2 separate regions of the Homo sapiens genome follow, and region 1 is linked to region 2. The links are chromatin loops, found by intact Hi-C in ENCODE. Cell type or tissue: PC-3. All regions are shown on one strand.

Region 1 (8,000 bases), 410 kb before region 2:
CATGTTACCCTTTCATGCAACATGACCCCTGCAGACCAGCCATATTTCCAGTGCTCAGTAGCCAAGTGTGGCTGGTGGCTTCTAGATTGGACAAGACAGCCCTAGGGGATCCTCTCCATCCTCACTGTGTGAATGTCATCTGTATTACCAGGACACAGAAATCTTTTTCACCAGTCTGGAGCTCTCTTTTGAACTCCAGATTCTTGTATACATTTGGTGCCCCAAAGACACATCAAACTTCAAAGGGAATATCATGGGGTGGGCCGGGTTTGCAACTTCATATAGCATGACCAGGGAAGGACCCTGGGAGGAAATGGTATTTGAACAGGGATCTGAAGGCAGGGAGGAAATGCGCTCTGTAGCTGTCTTGGGGAAAGCCCAGTGGGCAGGTAAAAGGGCAAGTACACCCATCTTGAGCCGGGAGCAAGCCTGGCATGTCCCAAGAACAGGAGGGAGGGGGCTGAGCTGGGAGAGAGTGGCGAGGCGTTGACTCTTGGCCTGTGTGAGTCAGGGAAGTCATGGGAGTAAGGGTGGAGGAATGGCAAGTTCTGATGTCTATTCTAAAATGATGCTGTGGTTCAGGGTAAAGAAACAACCAGAGGGCCAAGAGTGGAAGCAGGGAGGTGAGGCAGGAGGCTGTTGCAGTGGCTCTGGGAGAGGTGGTGGAAGCGTGGACAATGCCGTGGAGGAAGGAAGACACCTACGCTTGGAGGCTGGATCTGTTTGTAAGATGCAGGCCACAGGGATTGGTGAAGAATTGGGTGTGGGCTTTGAGAGAACCAGAGGAGTCAGGGTGATTCTAGAGTCCTTAAAGGATGGTCAGGTTCCAGTAGCCTCTGACTGAGGAGGTAAGATGCAGAGGCCTGGCTGCCAGAGCCCCACATGAGATGACGCTGAGGAGCTAGCTGAGTTCCAACAACTCTGTGGTGTCAGCCAAGCCACATCACAGCTCCACCTCTCCCCTGCCCCATCCTGCCTCCCTCCCCGTTTCCCACAGGTGTTTGTCTCAAGGCATTCCTCTTAAGCGTCCTGCTTCATAAACTCCTTCTGAGAGTCTGCTTCCTGGAGAGCTCAACCTTCACCACTCACCCCCAAGATCCAACTCATAAATTCTCCTGGACACTGCGATGAGGCAGCTGGCTTTCTCCCTGGCACCAGCCCCAAGGGAGCCAGCCTTTGCCTATAATTGATTCCTGGCCCTGACCCCCTCCTCCTGCCAGAGGCCCATGCAGCCCAGAGGCTCCAGTGGCAATGACCATGTTGAGATGCTTAAATCCTGCCATCTTGGCTTTTTCCATTATTTTTTAAACCTTGGGGGCCATGGTATCCAAGGTCCATAGACACTGGGTGGCCAGTGATAAGAGGTCCCTGTCACTCTGCCCCAGGAACAACTGACACCAGGCCTGGGCAGCCCTTCTTCCCCCTACAGGGGCCCTTGCTCCCTTTTGTCTTGACAAGAGGCCCCACCTCATCCCAAGAGGTGCAGGAGGCCAGACTTTGCAGAGTAGCTGGCCAGAATCAAGAGACCACAATGAATTTGTTTCTAATGATCGCTCCTTTTTGCTCCACCTGAGATTGCCAGTAGAAGGGTCTGTTAAGACAAATCTGAGTGAGTCGTTGCATCTGGGAACCTGTACTGTCTCCTGAATGTTCTCAGGTGATAGCCCAAACCTGTGCTGAGAAAAGAAATAAAGACAAGAAAGTTAGACAGGGCCCTCACTGGACAGAGGATAACTGGCCAGCCCAACACTCCAGATTTCAATTTCCATTGAGACTAAAGGGCCATAGCGTAGGAGCAATAGGCAGCTGGGCCGGAGTGGCCTCAGTGAGTCAATGCAGGGATATTCACTGAGCATGTAGCTTGGGCCAGGGACTGCTTAAAAGGAAGCTGCTGGGGGAACACCGACCATGGTCCTCAGCAGAGCAGGAAGCTGGGATCCCAGGAGCCATGGCAAGCTCCAGATGAGAAGTGAGTACAAACTTGCAGAACAGACAAAGAGTGAGGAAGTGGAGGCTAGGTCAAAAAGCGGAGAGTAAAGCAGGCTTCTGTCCTTCAAGGCCCAGCCCAGAAGACCCTATGCCCAGTGATATAAGATCCTCATCACTCTGCCCCAGGAACAACTGGTATGATCCATGAGCAGTCCTGGGCAGGGCAAATACCTGGGCTTTGAGTACTGAATAAGGTGCGATGCACAGTCCCTAAGAATCATGATGACATCCTTAGAGTGTTATCTTAAGGTAGCCCTGTTTAGTCCTTGCCTCTTATCCACCCGCTACAAAGAGCAGTCAGTTTAAAAAATGGCTTGGCTCACAGATCAGGAACCCCTCAAGAGCAAAGACCTACCTCCCCCACTGCAGCCCAGCAACCTGTAGGGTTTTCCTGCAGTCGAACAAGTGTAGCTGGAATTGCATTCACCCACCTGTTCCTGAGTTCTCCTGGGACACAATGTTGGATTGGTGGGCACTAGTATATTCTTTTCACAAGTGCTGGAATATCACTATTTCAAACAGCTTAATGATCATTGTACATGTGCCCTGAGCAAGGCTGCATGAATAACTAAAATGTCAAATGTCTTTGTTTTAGCTGCGATTCTATCAACTCTGCAGGTCTCATAAGCATGAGCCACATGCCAATTAGAATCTCTGATGGTCAAGTATAAATGTCTTTGTTTCATAAAAATGAAAGAATGAGTTCATTATCACTTAACTCCCTCTAGAAGAAATAATCTTTTAAAAACTTAAGATCCATAAGGAGGAAAGATGGGTTGTTAAAGCAGGTCCTCCCTAAAGATTGCTTCCTTGCCTGTGAATAGAATGAATCCAATGGCATCATTTCCTAGAACCAAGTTGAATTTCCCACTGGAACCAGAATTCCAGAAAGCCCTGGACATCACTCTACATGTCAAGGCTGCAGACACACACACATCAATTCTGAAAGAGGGAGGATTCCAAGAGTGATGGTGCCTGCAGGGCCTTCTGAGATAAGATGAGGAGTCTTTCTGGTTTCCAAGGGGAGGAACCCAAGCTACAGTCTCACTGGCACCAAAGATTAGAGAGGTTAGTGATTGAGGACCCAGGGAGGCAGCTGCTCTCTGAAGACTCTTCCCTAGTGGAGCTATACCTCAGCTCAAAAAGGCAACCACAAATCTTGTGTCCAGCACAGCTCCAATTCAAGCAAATTTCATTCTCTTTCACCAAGGAAAGTCTATACACATACACATGTATATACACACATGTATGTATATATGTTTATATATGTGTGCATGCATACATACATACATATGCATGTGTATAAAATGGGATTTGAATTATAGACTTAGACCTGTCTTTTCATCAAAATAAATAAACAAACATGAATTTACCCATCAGAAAACTTCAGTTGTCAGGACCTGTGTCTGATATTTAGCTGGGGAAATTTCCCCTGTCACTGGGGTGGTGGATGTTGTCTCAGAGCTGAACACTGGGCTGGTGGGGTCATCGGAGGATGATGAGGATGAATCAAGGCTGTTCTCCCACTTTCTCCAGGGCTGTGCCTGGGACCATATGTGTATGTGTGGCTGAGAGGAGGCATGGGTCCCAAGACATGGGTCATCAGAGACTGAAGCTCTCCAGGGCAGCCTGAGAGATCTGGCAGGGCTCTGGGGGCGCCTCAGTTTTGTGAATCACCGCCATGTGGTGCCTTTGGAGTCAGCCAGCTCTGCCTCCTAACCCCATCCCCTCACTCACCAGATGTGTACCTGGGTCTCAATTTCCCCCATCTGTCATTGAGGACAGTCATACCGACCTCAGGGAGGGATCAGGTGAGATAAATGTGATGATGACCAAAATGCAAGACAATTACTGATCATGAGCAGATGAAGTCTAGAAAGGGGGAAATTGGTCCACAGAACACAGTGGGTCAATGAGGGACTTAGAACGAAAACTCGAGTCTTGGGTTCCCAGGCCAGACCTCCTTTCACTGCACCAGGGATTTCAAAGTGGGATCCACAGATGTACTGTCAGGGGCCCTTGAGTGATATGAGAGTCTTTTTTTATTCTGATATTTTCATTTTAAAAATTGAAAAATATCAGTGAGACCCTATTGGGGTTGTGTGTGGATGATCATATTATCACCAACTAATGCTTCAGGAATGCAGAGTTCACATTTGCATTTGGGTTTACTATCATGTTTTTGCAAAATGAAGGCCAAATGACTTCATGGACTGCTGTACAAACAAAGGTTTAGCAATTGTTCAAACAGAGATAAGTGGAGGGAGGATTGAGTCATCAAACAGAACAGGGGACACAGACATGCCACAAATAAGCTGCTCTGCATTGAAGCTGGTAGAATTGTAGTCACTGTTTTGCAAGCAGGTGCCTGAGTGAATGCCACCTTGGTTTGCAACAACTTGCAAGACAACACTAGCAGCTGGAAATGGTAAATGGTATATAGTCTTACTAAATGGTACATATTTCTATATATTTTAAATTATTATATTTTGAAGTGCTCTATTAAGTTGATCGCTTCATCAAAATTCTAGGTCTGTGTTTAGAAGTGTGTTCATTGTAATACATGAAAAATATAATAATATTGATAATAACTCTAATGATGGTCTAGCATGTCCAAACATCAAAATGATCTAGTTGATAACAAGCGGAACTTAAATGGGAATGTATCCTTCTATTATTAAACCCAACGTTGGTTGTTTTACTTTCAGCAAAACATCATCTGTCACATTAAATTAATGCCATTAATTTGAATTTTAATGGTTTTGTAGCTTTATTTGCATTTAATTTGTAATTGTGTTTTGGTTTTACAGCTGTGTAAGAGCTAAAAGCATAAGAGATTTATACTTACTTTTATGTTTGTATATATTTAAGTAACAATATGATCAAAATAATTCTTATCAACACTGGGGGTCTGCAATGATAGCTTTCCCTTTAGAAGGCATGTTTTAGTCAACTTTAGGAATCACTGAGACTGCGCCACAGCACACTGCTCAATGCACAAGAGGGATTGCATTTGAACAGTACTAGGTGGGATTGGATCCAGCCCAGTATGTTGTGGGAAGGGCATGTGGGGAAAAAATTCCCCTGGGAATTTAGGTCCAGGCTTTTCAAAGTGCTGGGTTACTTAGTCACCATCTCAGATGACTCAGGGACCCCAATCAGCTACCAATATCTTTTGGCTCTCTTTCTGCTGTTCCTTTACCAAACAATTTCGTGTAATTCGGTGATAAGCCACTGAGAGTTCAGACAGAGATTCTTAACCTGAATCCTATAACAAACTTCGCTGGAGGAGAAACCCACAGCCTTCACCAGAGTGTCACCCGCATGCTTCCAGCATCCTCAGAGGATGGGGCCAGCCCCAAAATGCTGTGGGGGCAAGGGCTGGTGTGTCCCTGGACCTGACTCTGCAGCAGGCACTTTTTTCCTTGCCTTCCACTCCCACGTAAAAGCCGGCAGAGGAAAGAGACTGGAAAAGGCTGGGTCACTTCCCTGAGATGCACAGCTGGGTAAGTAACTGAGCAGGAACTTGAACTTGGGTCCACAGGACTCCAGAGCCTGGGCTCTCTCTGGCCTAGTAGCTGTACGTGAAGGGAGAGGAAAACAGAGCCCATGCCCCTTGTGCTCAGGGAGTTTCCAATCTCTTACATCTAGGACTTGTTCTCCTAAGGGACTGGATAGGAGTGGGACTCCTTCCACTGAAACCCCAAAGCCCAGGACAATGGGTGTCAAATGCCCCTACCATCCAAGGGGTATAGCTACCAGGTTCCTTCCTCCTGGATTTGTTAAGAGGCTTCTACACTGCCTGCTCCTCACCTCCTCAGTCCACATCCACCCTGCTTAAGCAGAAGAAAGAGAATTGATGTGAATGTGGAGGAAACTTTACGTAAAATACTGTGACTCGGCTGCTCCGTGCACTCCTGTAAGCTACTAGCAGGGGCTCCAGAGAACCTCTTGCAGAGATTGGGGTGCCTGTACAGAGAGAAGACTCATGCTTCCTTCCCCAGTTGGAGGCCCATTGCACTGCAGAAACTCCAAGCCCACCATGAGGCACAGAAATTTCCAGAAGAGTTTATCACATGTCCCCTGGGTTGTGGGGGAAGGGGGTGGGGACTTAGAGTAGGAACTGAACCTGTCCCACCTTAGAACTCAGGACAGGAGGCTGGCCGGAGTGGGGTGAGGCCAAGGGCAGCTGCAGCAGCCTGCAGGCCCGCCTTTGCCCTGGAAAGAGAATGTGAGCTTCTCCAGGGCTGAAAAGAGGCCATAGAAGGCGAGCAGTTTCTGGCACTGTGATGGGGACCCACCCCGGGGGTCACAGAGGAGGGTCCACAGAACACCCAGCACTGGGGTACCTGCCTTGACAGAGACTTTGAAAGCCTCTCCTTGAACTGAGGTGGCAGCAGTGGCCATCCAAAAAGAGAGGGTCTGCTTTTCTCCAGCTCCTCACTTTGCCTGGCCCCGGGGAAAGCAGGACGAAGGTGGATGCATTCATTTCCTAGAGCTGCCGAACAAACCCTACAGACTCAGAGGCTTAAGACAATTGAATTTGTTGGCTCACAGTTCTAGAGACCAGAAGTCCTAAGTCAGGGTGTGGGCAGGGCCGCGCTTCCCCTAACGGGCCCAGGGGATGATCTTTCTGGCCCATTCAATCTCCCGGCTCAGAGATGCGTGCTCCAGTCCCACAGCTGGCTGCTCCCCACTCATCTCCAAGTTGTCTCCCTCTCTGCTTGTCGGTCTCCCTGTCCAAATTCCCCACCATCCACCCCCCCATTTTTTTGTTGTTTTTTTGTTTTTTGTTTTTGAGATGAAGTCTCACTCTGTAGCCCAGGCTGGAGTGCAGTGGCATGATCTTCACTCACTGCAACCTGCTCCTCCCAGGTTCAAGCGATTCTCCTGCCTCAGCCTCCTGAGTAGCTGGGGTTATAGGCACGTTCCACCACACCTGGCTAATTTTTGTACTGTTAGTAGAGATGGGGTTTCACCATGTTGGCCAGGCTGGTCTTGAACTCCTGACCTCGTGATCCACCTGTCTCAGCCTCCCAAAGTGCTGGGATTATAGGTGTGAGCCACCTCGCCCTGCCCAAATTTTCCCTTTTTATAAGGAAACATCATATTGGATTAGAGCCTCATTTTAATTGGATCACTTCTGTAAAGACTATTTCCAAATAAGGTCATACTCTGAGTCCCTGGGGGTTAGGACTTTAGCATCTGTTTTTGGGGAGGACATAAAGGAAGAGTAAGAAAGAACTGACCACAACCCATCCCTGGGCCACCGCAGGCCTCTGCCCACCAAGCTGCCGGGAGAGAGAAACTTTGAACTGGATGTCCGTGGAGGCTGTGCGTGGGCCGGATAGGACCTGTTTAATATCTGAGAGGAAAATACTTTCTATCCCTGCATGTGACAGGGAGGCTCTGGTACATGCCTGCAATGCCATCAGGAGGGTGGGGAAGATCTAGCCAGGCATGTTTGAAAGCATCCAAGGGAGAGAAATAAAGCCATTTCCTGTTCGTGCCCCGTCGAGTTCAGCCCATTCAATATATGGTTATGTATACAAGAGGCAGCTAGGGACTGAGGCAGCGTAGCATAACATCAAGTGAACTAAATCAACTCTGGGGGGAGAGAAAGTACCAAGACAGTCAGGGAGAGAAGACTCAGCGAGGGCCCCTGCAAGAGAGGCGTCTGGGTGGGCCTCCAAGGATGGGTAGATTCTGCCGAGTGGGCAGAGGGAGAAGGTGAGAGTGGACAGGTGGTGTGTGAGCAGAGCTGCAGAAGCCTGCCCCAGTGCCCAGCTGGAGACAGCCTGGATTCTATCCCGCGAAGGTCTACCACCCTCTTAAAGAACTTTTATGTCCCCCATCCTGGGCGGCGGATGCAGATTTTATGTGTGTCTGCAGGAGGCTAAAACTGTCTTCAAACACGAAATTATAATGATCAGATGTCTGTCTGAGGGATGGGAGCATTTCCTCTAGCTGAAAGAACACAGGCAGACAGTGCCAGAAGTGGAGTATAAATA
Region 2 (8,000 bases):
TGCAGTGAGCCGAGATCAAGCCACTGTACTCCAGCCTGGGCGACAGGGCAAGGCCCTGTCTCAAAATAAATAAATAAATAAATAAATTTTAAAAATGGACAATCCACAGAATAGGAGAAAATATTTGCAAACCATATATCTGATAAGAGATTTGCATCCAGGATATATAAACTAACACAACACAATAAAAAGACAAATCACCCCATTTGAAAATAAGCAAAGGATTCAAACAGGCATTTTTCTAAAGAAGACATATAAACAGCCAATAAGCAGATGAAATGATGCTCAACACCATTAGTTATTATGAAATGCAAATCAAAACCATAATGAGATACCACTTCATACCTACTTGCATGGCTAAAATCAAGTACAGATAATAACAAGTGTCAGGAAGGATGTGGAGAAATTAGAACCTTCGTACATTGCTGGTGGGAACATAAAATGGTGCTGCCTCTGTGGAAAACAGTTAACCAGAGAGTCACCATAAGGCCCAGCAATTCCACCCCGAGGTATATACCCAAGAGAAGTGAAAACATCCACACAAAAACTTGCACATGAATTTTCATAGCTGCAAAATTATTCAGAATAGCCAAAAAGCAGAAACAACACAAATATCCATCAACTGATGTTGACGTGGTAAATCCACACAAGGGAATGTTACTTGGTAATTAAAAGGAATAAATTACTGATACATGCTACGGTGTGGACATAGCACGGAAACATTAGGCTGAGTGAAAGAATCCGGTCATAAAAACCTATATACACTATATGATTTCATTTATATGAAGTTTCCAGAATAGACAAATTTATAAAAACAGAAAACAGATTTGTGGTTGCCAGGGGCTGGGGCAGAGGTTGAGGGAAATAGGGAGAGACTGCTAATGTCTACAGGGTTTCTTTTTGTTGTTGTTTGAGACAGAGTCTCACCCACTCTGTTGCCCAGGCTGGAGTGCAGTGGCGCAATCTCAGCTCGCTGCAACCTCTGCCTTCCAGGTTCAAGGGATTCTCCTGCCTTAGCCTCCCAAGTAGCTGGGATTACAGGTGCTCACCACCATGCCCGTCTAATTTTTTATTTTTAGTAGAGACAGGGTTTTGCCAGGTTGGCCATGCTGGTCTCGAACGCCTGACCTCAGGTGATCTGCTCGCCTCAGCCTCCCAAAGTGCAGGGATTATAAGCATGAGACACCTGCCGGGCTAAGGGTTTCTTTTTGGCATAATAAAAATGATCAAAAATGAATAGGTGTGGTGGGAGGATAGCTTGAGGCCAGGAGGCGCAACATAATGTAGAGACTCTGTCTCTACAAAAACTAAAAAAAAAGAAAAAAAAAGTAGCTGGGCCTGGTGCTGTGCACCTGTAGTCCTAGTTATGTGGGAGGCTGAAGTGGAAGAATTACTTTAGCCTAGGAGTTCGAGGATGCAACGAGCTATGATCACATCACTGCACTCCAGGCTGGGTGACAGAGTGAGACCAAATAAAAATCAAAATGTTTAAAAATTAGGTGGTGGTGGTGGTTGCACCACTCTGCAAATACATTGAAACCCATTGAATTGCACACTTTACAAGGGTGAATATATGGTCTGTGAATTAAACCTCAATAAAGCTCTTATTCTCTTTTTAAAGCGGCCACTTGCTGAGGTCTGGGAGTGACAAGAAGGAAAGAAAGACAGATGTCTCAGCGGTGGGAGTGGTGGCTGCATTGGATACATCAGCAGCCCTCCTGCCCTCAAACCTTCCCAGCAGGTGCTCCTCAGCCCCAGGTAAGTGGGAGTGGGCTCCATGAGCTGACAGACCAGTCAGCATCTTGTCCCTGGGAAGTGGCAAGGAGGATGCAGGTCTAACTAATCTGGCCGGAAGTTTGGAATGGGGAGCAATAAAATCCTGGTTGTGGCAGCCATGGGGCAGAAAGGGGAACAAAGAAAAGCCAGCCTGTAGAGAGAGAGAGAGAGGCATAGACTCAAAGAGGGGGAAGGAGGAAGGAGGGGAGAAGGAAGAGCTGATTTGTTCTGAAATGATTTTCCAGACCCAAATCCAGGGAGGCTGCCAGCACCGCCTACCTTTTGGCTTTGTTAGATCACCCACAGCTTCCCAGTAAACTTCCCCCTTTTGCTGGGAGGTTTCTGCTGAAAGGATCCCTATGAAGCAACCATTTTCTTCCTGCTGTGGCAAAGACTGGTCATTGTCCCCCAAAACTGTGCTCCCACATCTGCCTGAGCTGGAACAAGCCTATATTTCCCAGCCCACCTCACAGTTATTAGGTGTTGCAGGAGACTAAGTCCCAGCCGATGGAAGAGGAGCAGAAAAAACACAGGTGACTTCTGGTCTGGCCTTTGTGGAGAGTGGGTGGCCTCCCACAGGCCCCAGTACTAGGGCAAGGTGCTCTTAGGGTCAAGGAGATGCTGACCTTGCACTAGCACCACTGTGGGTGAAGACCTCCTTGGATTTCACATGCTAAGCGCTTCATTGCCTCACCCAGTCCCAGCCCCACTGTGATGGGCAACTATCCCTCAGAATGGCACCAGCATTGGCAGCAAAGTGGAGAGAGAAAACGTCTAGGCCCTCGAAGACGCTGTTAAACTGCAGTGTCCACCAACCCTGAAGGCTCCTGGGCATCCAGGGGGTTCTTACAGGAGCTAATAAGCAACCTCACTGTTCAAGGCAGTGTAAGCTGACTTCTCAGAGACTTGCAGCAGAAGGCCTCCTCCCTAACATACCCTCTAAACCCATGACAAAGCCAGCTCAGGAGCACCAGTGGGCGATGTTTCAACTCTAGCTTCCCAGGGAACATTTCTGTACCAGTGACACGCTCTGTGAGACGACACAGGGCAATGAACTGAACAGCAGGGAAAAGGTACCCCAGACAGCATGCAGTGTTTTGTTACCTTAAAAAAGCAAGAAACAGCACTTGAGTAGCAAACGGCTCACTTGCTGTCAGAGGTGGCGTGAACTCCAGGGGAAGACGCCTGAAGCTTACTCCTTTCCCCAGCATGAATGAGCTGAAGGACTTGGGGCAAGTCATCTACCCTCTGTGCCTCATCCATAAACAGAAGAAAAAGCAGCCCGTCTTGCATGCTGCGTGAAGGTGCCAAAGGAACTGAAGAGCTCTCCTTCCCCGCTCCAAGGAGGCCTGATGGAAAGAGACATCATGTTTAACTTGTTTCCTCCACCAAGGACAGCTGCAGTTAACAATGTTTGCCTATGGGTTGGGCAATTTTTTTTTTTTTTTTTTTTTTGAGATGGACTCTCGCTCTGTCGCCCAGGCTGGAGTGCAGTGGTGCAATCGCGGCTCACTGCAACCTCCCTCTCCCAGGTTCAAGCGATTCTTCTGCCTCAGCCTCCTGAGCAGCTGGGACCACAGGTGCATGCCCCCATGCCCGGCTAATTTTTGTGTTTTTAGTAGAGACGGGGTTTCACCATATTGACCAAGCTGGTCTCGAACTCCTGACCTTGTGATCTGCCCATCTTGGCCTCCCAACGTGATTACAGGCGTGAGCCACCGCACGCGGCTGGGTTGGGCAATTTCTAACCAGACTCTCTGAATATCATCATCGACGGTGGGAGCCAGCAGAGGGCTGGACCACTCTTTTGAATCCCCTTATAACCCAGGGATGAGCACATCTATAGCGCTCTGAAAAGGCAGTTCTGGAGATTTCCTGCCCAGGCAGAGCAGTGGCTCAGCTGGGTGAGCAGTCACCGAGAGTATAGGATGCCAATCCCTGGATTAACGAGGTGAATGCCAAAGACCCTCCGAGGCAATGTATTTTTGGAAGAAATACACACTGCAGCAGAAAAGAGAACATGGTATAAATTTTCCTTCTTCCAAACAGTGCAGAATAGAAACCTATAAAAGCAAATTCTGGATGTCTGAAGATATGGACTTTTTAAAAAATCTTGTTTGAGAGATTCCACCTTACTGACTTGCACCATATCCCTGGAAATGCTTCCTTAAGTGGCTACTGGAGATGGATGTCATGTAGCAGGGTTTACAGATCCCCTGCAATCCGAGGTCCTTGAAAAGCACAAGGCAGTCTCTTCCTCAACTCCCAGGGCAGAATTTTATAGTGGAAAGAGATGTTGACAGCCACTTTCTCAGCACCACTCTCTCATCCTACAGTGTAGGAAACTGAGACCCAGAGGAGAAAGGGGTCTTGCCAGAGATCTTAAAGTGTGGTGGGGCAGAGCTAAGGCTTGAAAACAGGTCTTGGACCCAGCACTGTGGCCCCGGACCCATGCTTGTCAAAGAATAGGACAGAGGCATAGCACTGTAGGCAGAAGGCTGAAGCAGAATCGGGCTGCTGGGGTTCCCAGCCTTCGGCCCCCACCTCCCCCAATAGAAACCGCAAGCTGCCTGGCTGGGCAGCTACAAAAGGGGGAATGCTGTTTGCACAGGATCTGCAGAGACCTCGCAGCACGGATGGGTAGACATCACCATGCACATATGAACAGCAGAAAGCCCTCCAGGTTCAGCTTCCCTACGAGGGCCGAATCCTATAAACAAGATTACCACCCCCATTAGACCTTCTCTGAGAAGAAAGAGTGACCTCTCCAGTTGATCTGGCATCAAGCTTTTTTCATGCTTCCACAAGGGTAGCGGTCTTGACAACAAAGCAGACCGCTTCCACGTCTGTGCCCACAGTGCCCCCTTGTGGGAGTCTGCATAGTGCATCACACGTCTTTATTTCACCAAGTGAAAAGGCAGGGATGGGGCAGTCTACAGCACTGTCCTACCGGGTCTCCACAGCTGTCCCCCTCTGGAATATCCTCCCCTTCCCTAAGCTCAGTGGTTCTCAAACTTTAGCATGCATCTGAATCACCTGGAGAGCTTATCAAAACACAGGTTCTGGCTGGACGCGGTGGCTCACACCTATAATCCCAGCACTTTTGGAGGCCGAGGCCAGCGGATCACCTGACGTCAGGAGTTCAAGACCAGCCAGACCAACATGGTGAAATCCCATCTCTACTAAAAAGTACAAAAAAAAAAAAAATTAGCCAGGCGTGGTGGCAGGCACCAGTAGTCCCAGCTACTCAGGAAGCTGAGGTGGAGAATCGCACCCAGGAGGCGGAGGTTGCAGTGAAGCAAGATCACGCCACTGCACTCCAGCCTGGGCAACTCAAAAAAAAAAACAGGTTACCTGGCCCCACCCACAGCTTCTGATTCAGTAATTCTAGGGTGGAGCCCAAGAAATTGAATTTCTAGCAAGTTCCCTGGTGACACTGCTGCTGCTGTCCAGGACCACACCTGGAGAATCGCTGCCTCAGCTAATCACCTCCACCCATTTAAGGCTCAGGACCATTTCTAGCTCCTTGGCAAGATGTTCCACAAATGCCCCCAGGCTTATCATAGGATGCCATAGTTGTGTAACTTTAACCAAGTTCCTTAACCTCTTTGAGCCTCAATTTCCTCATCTATAAAATGGGGGTAATAGTACTTCCCTCCGAGTGCAGGTAAATGAGGCCAGGTGCAGTGGATCATGCCTGTAATCCCAGCACTTTGGGAGGCTGAGGCAGGTGGGTCACCTGAGGTCTGGAGTTCAAGACCAGCCTGGCCAACATGGAGAAACCCTGTCTCTACTATACAAAAATTAGCCAGGTGTGGTGGTACACACCTGTAATCCCAGCTACTATGGAGGCTGAGGCAGGAGAATCACTTGAACCCAGAAGGTGGAGGTTGCAGTGAGCTGAGATTGCGCCACTGGTGCAATCCAGAGCTCCAGCCTGGGTGACAGAGCGAGACTCATTCTCAAAAAAAAAAAAAAAAAAAGGTAAATGAGATAATTTGTGCAAGACTTAGCTCAGTACCTGGCACATGGTAAACAATAAATGTTAGCTATTCTGTGGTCATTAATTAGCAATAGTATTACTGTTCATCTGCCAGCTTCTTGAGGGCAGAGACAGTATTCCCATTAGAGACAGAATTCTCAGAGGCAGAACGGATCTTAGAGAAACTTCAGTCCAGCTTCCCAAGCCTGAGCTCACCTGGGAAGCTTCAGTCCAGTTTCCTGAAGCAGCCTCACCTGGGAAGCTATTAAAACATCAGGTGCTTGGGCGCTACCCAGATCTACTAACTCTGAAAACTGGGGCAAGAGGCTGGGCATTTGTTGTTTTTGAGACAGAGCCTCGCTCTGTCACCCAGGCTGGAGTGCAGTGGCATGGTCTCGGCTCACTGCAACCTCCGCCTCCTGGGTTCAAGCAATTCTCGTGCCTCCACCTCCTGAGTAATTGAGATTACAGGCACGCACCACCACGCCCAGCTAATTTTTGTATTTTTAGTAGAGATGTTTCACCATGTTGGCCAGGCTGGTCTCGAACTCCTGACGTCAAGTGATCCACCCGCCTCAGCCTCCCAAAGTGCCGGGATTACAGGTATAAGCCACCACACCCAGCCAGCATTTGTATTTTTAACAAGCCCCCAGCCTGGCCAACATGGTGAAACCCCATCTCTACTAAAAATACAAAAAATTACCCAAGCATGGTGGCAGGCGCCTGTAGTTCCAGCTACTCAGAAGACTGAGGCAGGAGAATCGCTTGAACTCAGGAGGCAGAGGTTGCAGTGAGCCAAAACAGTGCCACTGCACCCCAGCCTGGGTGACAAAGCAACACTCCATCTCACAAAAAGAAAAAAAGAAAGCCCCCACCTGCCAGGTTTCGGAATTACTCATCTAGCCCGGATAGCAGACAGACACAGGGAGGGAAATAGAAGCCCAGAAAAGGGAAGTCTTTTGCCCATCCATGGCCCCAGCTGATTGTAAGCTGAGTGGAGATCAGGAACTGTGACTCCTGATTCCTGATCTGGTCCCTTTTTCCGAGTTATTAATACTTGGGGCCAGGCGCGGTGCCTCACGACGGTAATCCCAGCACTTTGGGAGGCGGGGTGGGCAGATCACCTGAGGTCAGGAGTTCAAGACCAGCCTGACCAACATGGAAAAACTCCGTCTCTACTACAAAATACAAAATTAGCCAGGTATGGTGGCACATGCCTGTAATCCCAGCTACTCGGGAAGCTGAGGCAGAGAATTGCTTGAACCCAGGAGGCGGAGGTTGCAGTGAGCTGAGGTCGTGCCATTGCACTCCAGCCGGGGCAACAAGAGTGAAACTCCATCTCAAAAAAATACGATAAATACTTGGATGCCATCTCATCGACCCATAACCTTCTACATAAATTCCCTCTCCAATATGCATGATGAGCAGCCAGAGCGTTGCCAAAGTATTTCCTGTGTGGAGGAACTCGGCATGTGAAAAGAACACACAATCCACTGCAGAACATCTAATTCTCCAACGTTTTATTTTCTTTAACCAAAACACTGAACAAGTGAAATCCTTAGCTTGGCATACAAGATCCTCCCTGATTTATTCTCCGCTGACCTCTCCAGCTTCGTTTCTTACCAGGACCTCACCTGTACCCTCTCATCCAGACTGTGGGCACTGGGAGGCAGGTCTCATTTCTGCCTCCCCTCAACATCTGGCATGCGGGAAGTTCAAGGGTGAGTGGATGGGGAAGGACAGTTGGATTAATGTATGGAGGTGTGTTCACAAAGCTCTAAAACCCAGGAGAGCCTCTCTGCCAGCACAAATGAGTCAGGTGTCATACTTCTGTGCTCTAGCAGCCAACCTGAAGACTATTTTTGAAATGGAGTATCTCCCACCAGAAATGCATTGTGCAAAACTCTGCTCAAAGGCATCAGTCATGTAGGGCCTTCCATCTTGTTGATTCAAGAGAATGCCTACCTACCCACTCTGCTCCCACCTCCCCAGTGTCATCCTCTCTTCCCCTTGCAGAATGACTGGTCTCACCTTGTCCCACACTGCCTGCTCCCATCTCCCTGCTTTCTTTCCTATTTTTCATGGCCTCAAATGAGAACTTTCTCCTGTGCATCCAAATCAGATCATGTCTCTTGCCACTGCTGGTGTTACAGTAATCCTCCCTTATCCATGGGGCAAACGTTCTTAGACCCCCAGTGGATGCCTGAAACCGCAAACCCTATCTACACCAAGTTTGTTGCTA

Evidence for each region. Hi-C counts contacts between places; a loop is a spot of excess contacts. Peaks named below come from ENCODE experiments on the same cell type or tissue, not always from the same donor. Only the 100,000 strongest peaks of a DNase experiment are listed, where the experiment ranks them.
Region 1: a loop joins it to region 2, with 4 times the contacts of the local background. A loop is called at or near these places in 3 of 110 quality-filtered maps.

What each region holds. Positions count from the first base shown.
Region 1 is chr10:78,455,415-78,463,414 of GRCh38, reverse strand. LOC107984245 (a long non-coding RNA gene) reads left to right here and starts at 1,638. Exons shown (of 3, transcript XR_001747513.2): 1 at 1,638-5,495. In PC-3, no CTCF peak of the experiment used is centred here; DNase peaks (open chromatin) are centred at 504, 974, 4,254 and 5,124; H3K4me3 peaks cover 1,816 bases; H3K27ac peaks cover 4,612 bases.
Region 2 is chr10:78,044,106-78,052,105 of GRCh38, reverse strand. It overlaps a transcript of RPS24 not described here. Among named protein-coding and RNA genes, the nearest start is that of RPS24, 14 kb to the right of the region's middle. RefSeq lists an enhancer at 4,477-4,536. In PC-3, CTCF peaks have their summits at 4,423 and 4,630 (motif pointing left); DNase peaks (open chromatin) are centred at 4,635, 6,665, 7,265 and 7,545.